2 separate regions of the Homo sapiens genome follow, and region 2 is linked to region 1. Evidence: chromatin loops called from intact Hi-C (ENCODE). Cell type or tissue: B cell. All regions are shown on one strand.

Evidence for each region. Hi-C counts contacts between places; a loop is a spot of excess contacts. Peaks named below come from ENCODE experiments on the same cell type or tissue, not always from the same donor. Only the 100,000 strongest peaks of a DNase experiment are listed, where the experiment ranks them.
Region 2: a loop joins it to region 1, with 7 times the contacts of the local background. A loop is called at or near these places in 107 of 110 quality-filtered maps.

Annotation. Positions count from the first base shown.
Region 1 is chr3:194,670,320-194,672,819 of GRCh38, reverse strand. LSG1 (large 60S subunit nuclear export GTPase 1) reads left to right here and starts at 629. Exons shown (of 14, transcript NM_018385.3): 1 at 629-756. The coding sequence starts at 658. In B cell, CTCF peaks have their summits at 975 and 1,181 (motif pointing left); a DNase peak (open chromatin) is centred at 339; H3K4me3 peaks cover 1,608 bases; H3K27ac peaks cover 1,298 bases.
Region 2 is chr3:195,105,120-195,107,619 of GRCh38, reverse strand. All of the region lies in intron 3 of XXYLT1 (xyloside xylosyltransferase 1), which reads left to right. It overlaps LOC124909476 (a long non-coding RNA gene), which reads left to right and starts at 1,077. Exons shown (of 2, transcript XR_007096226.1): 1 at 1,077-2,500. RefSeq lists a silencer at 1,020-1,189. In B cell, CTCF peaks have their summits at 812 and 1,013; a DNase peak (open chromatin) is centred at 1,049; H3K4me3 peaks cover 327 bases.

The DNA of each region.
Region 1 (2,500 bases):
TTGAAATAAAGCGTAAGTCACTTCCTGTTGGCTTTTCCTACAACCTTGCCAAGCTCTGGAAATACTATTCAGCCTCTCATTCCAAATTCACATCCAGGCGAAGACTTTTCTCCCCAGTTCGCAGCTGGGGTCGGCTAGATAAACAAAAAGTTAGTTGCTGTGCTGGACCTCGGAGAGACCACACCTCGGGACGCCAGCAGAAAACCAGCGCTGGGAAACGCCCCCGTCCCAGCGCCACCGAAACACTCTTCCTCCGAGTCTCCGCGTCCTCCTGACGGAAGCAGCGGAAGGCGGAGCTAGTGCCGCGAATAGGAACCGCCATGTTTCCGACGTGCTCTAGTTTCTCGCCGGACGCTAAAGACCGACGCACAAATTAAGAATGGACCATTCTTTTAACTCAGTCATTTATCCAAACTCGAGACATTCGCCAGGAAATCTATCGAAAATTTCCCAGAACCATTTTTTCACTTATATTCTATAATACTGGTAAAATCGAGACGTAAAAGGAGAACTTGAGAACAAGTCATTCTGCTTTCCCCTCTCAAGTTTGAGCCTGAACTACTTGGGCTCGCTTATCGTCACTTCCGGGGATCGAACTGTGAATCCCGGAAACTGCACGCGCCGAGCCGGGAAGCTTCGTCCAGCGGTCGTGTTGCCATGGGCCGGAGGAGAGCCCCGGCCGGTGGGTCGCTGGGACGGGCCCTTATGCGCCATCAGACTCAGCGGAGCCGAAGCCATCGTCACACTGACTCCTGGGTAAGACAGACCATGTCATCTTTCTTATCTTTTCTGTCTAGCCTGAGTGCTGCAAAATTCGGGGTCAAAAGTCAGATAAGTTTTGCAGGAGGGACGCCTCAGCCGGGTTTTGAAGGATGAGTTGGAGTTTCTGCCAAGCTGAGTAGCAGGCCCTCCTCCTGGCAAGGCCCAGAACACAAAGGTAGGAGAAGCTTGAAAGAAGAGTTAGTGTGGTGATGAGGCGTGGAGTGAGAATCTGAAGAGTCTTCAATGCCAGGTCTTGAGTACGTTTGGGTTTTGCCCTAGAAGCCACTGAAGTGCTTGGAACTTCCAGAGCAGGAAAAAGACAAAACGTATTTTTGTATTGATTTGTTCAAAGAATGGATCCTCCAGAAGCGGTTGGTTACTGCCAGAAATATAAAATAATTCAGATCCTTGCCTCATCCTTGCGAAGCACCCCCTAGTGGTTTAGCTCAAAGATAAATCATTGATTTTTCAGGTGTGACAAGACCTAATATTTTACTAGGTTATAGAAGGATCTTTAAAAAAATGAATGAAGTGATTTGGCTTGTGTTCATCATTCTAGTCGTTATTTTCACCATTCATTCCCCCGGGAATGAATGAGAACATGTTGAGTGCTAAGATCGTGTGCTAAATTTAGTTAAATATGTCCCTGGAGCTAAGTAAGCGTGTGCCACTGTCACACCAGCTGACTTTCATCCATATAGTCTGCAGAGTAAACAGCATGGAGTGCTTATCAGTATTCATCAGGTCAGAGTTACTCTGGACATTAGATTACTGGTAATTTTTATTAGCTTTGAAGCAACTTGTTACTAATGAAGCCTTTTAGGAAACTGTGGGAAGATTGAACATGAATGGTAAAGAATTGGATCCTAATTCCTTATTTTTGCTGATTCTATGCCCACTTAAACTTTTGGCCCTTAATATTTATTTAGGAAATTCATTCATCATTCAGTTATTCATTTTTAGAGACAGGGTCACACTCTGTCACCCAGGCTAGAGTGCCAGTGGTGTGATCATAACTCACCAATTCACTACAGTCTCAAACTTCTGGGCACAAATAATCCCCCTGCCTCAGTCTCTTGAGTAGCTGGCATTACAGGTGCACACCATCAGGCCTGGTTGTTTGGTTTTGTTTGTTTGTTTTGGAGAGACAGGGTCTTGCTGTGTTGCCCAAGCTGATCACAAACTCCTGGCCTCAAGCAATCCTCCTGCCTTAGCCTCTTGAGGAGCTGGGGTTACAGGCACAAACCACCACGCCTGGCAATTTTTTTTTATTTGTATCTATACTAAGTATATAGCTTAGGGTGATGGTTATCAAACTCTGGGTTGTGTCTGGAAGTCAATTTAGTGGTCTGCAGCTAGCTGTTTTGTTTTGTTTTTATTTTTTCCCCAGCAAGATAGAGAAATATCAGAATGTTGCATGTAATAGGGTGTGGTTTCAGTATTCTTCTATTGCCATTTTACTGTACTGAACGGTACTTGAATGCTTGTATCATTATATGTACATACACCTTTGGGTCACTATGTAAAATGTATTTCTTATTGTGGGATTATATCAAATAAAGTTTTGACTAATTTTGACTAGCACAGTCAGACAATCTGGGTTCAAGTTCTACCTGTGCCATTTAGATTTTGACTATAGGCAAGTTATTTTATCTGCTGAAGCCTTAGTTTCATCATCAGTAAAATGGAAATACAGTAAAATTCACCTCAAAAGATTTTGAAAATTAATGAAATGGTG
Region 2 (2,500 bases), 430 kb before region 1:
TCCTCCTCCCCTTCCTCCTCCCCCTCCTCCTCCCCCTCCTCCTCCCCCTCCTCCTCTCCCCCTCTTCCCCCTCCTCCTCCCCCTCCTCCTCCTTCCTCCTCCTTCTTCTTCTTCCTCCTCCTTTCTTCCTTTTTTTTTTTTTTTTGAGACGGAGTTTTGCTCTTGTTGCCCAGGCTGAAGTGCAGTGGCATGATCTTGGCTTACTGCAAGCTCCACCTCCTGGGTTCAAGCGATTCTCCTCCCTCAGCCTCCTGAGTAGCTGGGATTACAGGTGCCCGCCACCATGCCCGGCTAATTTTTGTATTTTTAGTAGAGGCGAGGTTTCGCCATCTTGGTCAGGCTGGTCTCGAACTCCCGACCTCAGGTGATCCGCCCGCCTCGGCCTCCAAAAGTGCTGGGATTCCAGGCGTGAGCCACCGCACCCGGCCACCTCTCTTCTTTTTGAAGGGCGTCTGGACTCAGCTTTTCGTCTTGCTGAAAATGTGAAGCTGTAAATGAAAGTCGTTCTGGGCAAAACAAAACGAGAGCTCTCCATTCCACCAGGCAAAGGGCAGGTGCCTGTGTGTGTTTGGGATTTATTTTTATTTTCTAATCCCATTGCCAACAGAAAAAGATTCTGTGGAGCCTCTGATTGTATTACCATCCGGGAGCCGTTTATCTGTCGTCTGTGGGATGCTTGGCCCGATGTCCAGGGCTCCAAGTGTCTACTCTCCTCCCCCCGTCACCCCCACCTCTAGGGGGTGTTTTGGAGAATTTGGCCTTGGCCTAGGAGGGTAAGTGCCCAGGGTTCCATTCTGTCTCAGGGTCTTAGGACGGAAGCCAGACAGCTTGATGGTCCTGAGGCAGACAGAGGTGGCAGCTGAAGACAGTGGTGAAAGAAGTGTGGAAGAGGACTTGGCTCCTGATGACCTGATGGGTGGCCAGCCCCCCACCCCAGCTTCTTTGCTGGGGGCGCCCCAGGCCCCTCCCGCTCTGCGGCCCTCCCTGCCGCGGCGTGCCTGCAGTTCCGCGCCTCGCCGGCAGGGGTCTCGCCTGTGTCGCGGCCGGATCTGCACGCGGGTCTAAGAACTCAGGGCCCTCCCACCGCAGCCCCGAATCACCGAGCCCTGGAAGGTTCCAGCGAGCCCGGCGTAGACACCGCCGTGAGGCCCGGGAGAAGGGAAGGGGCAAGTCCAGTGAGAGAGGGTGTGTGCGGGGCCGTGCTGGGGCCAGAACCTTTCAGGGGGTTGGGGGTGAGGGTTAGGTGGGAGTGCGGAGCAAGAGCATCTCTCCATCAAAAACACAACAAGAGCATCTCTCCATCAAAAACACAACAAGAGCATCTCTCCGTCAAAAACACAGCAAGAGCATCTCTCCATCAAAAACGACACAGCACAGCAAGAGCGCCTCTCCGTCGAGAACACTAGTGAATGACAGAATGGCAGTGTATTGAGCTTCCACAAAGAGGTTTTATTGTTTTTTTCAGAGTGATCATATGAAGTAACTTTATTGATTGGTAACTTTATTAATCATAACAAATTGGGCACTTTTGGATAAAGAGACCACGTTTAATTTAAAGTATTCTTTTTCCATAAGAAGCAATACCTATGGTGTTCAAGTCAATAGTTAAATGCTACGCGCCGGTGAAATGCTGCCGACATTAATCAGAAGTAAATAATACAGGAAAGGGGAAGGCTTTAGTCTTACTAAGAAGTGATGATATGAGAGTAAGGGAAGGTGGGGAATAAGAAGTATGCCATGGAATGCTGGTGACAGCTGGAAACGTCACCAGGAAAGGAGAGAGGGAAGCGCAGGGAGGCCAGGAATAATACCATGGTTTCCTCACAGTTTCACCGACGGTGGGAAAATGACCTGGGGGGCTCTGCCATGGTGTAGGTCTGGCTCAGGGATCCCTTGGCCCCCGCTGATAGTTGAAACAGGTCTCCAAATCACTGCTCGGTGGCCCCGTGAGTGGACGCGGAGGCGCAGACTTGGCTGCAGCATTCAGGGATGGACTCTGTTGTTAAACGACAATTTCCTGTTATGTCATTTTCTCCACCATCTGACACACTTTCAACACTCACATACCTTTGAACAGAAGTTTAAATAAAAGTCTGTTGACTTTGCACTTGAGTCCTGCTGTGGACTTCACGTGGCCCTTTGCCTTTGGGCGTAAGTCAGACGAGATGATGATACGGTGTGTAGATATGTCTGTTTCTCTTAAACTTTGGTGAATATCCTGGGGACAGCTGTACTCTCCAGTCACAGGATCAAAGCTTACTGCATCTTCCTGAAGAGTCAGTTTTACTCAAAGATTTAGTAGAGGGAAAATTCGTCTGTTAAAACATATGCTTATATATTATAGAGTTTTAATTTTTCATAAACCATTTAGATAAGACACACTTTGACACACTTGGTTGTGTCCCAGGTCCCCTTGACATTCACCTCTTTCCTATCCATGGGGTCAGCATATTTTGTGGTTTTATCATTCTTGTGATAGTATTTGACCATTATGAACTGG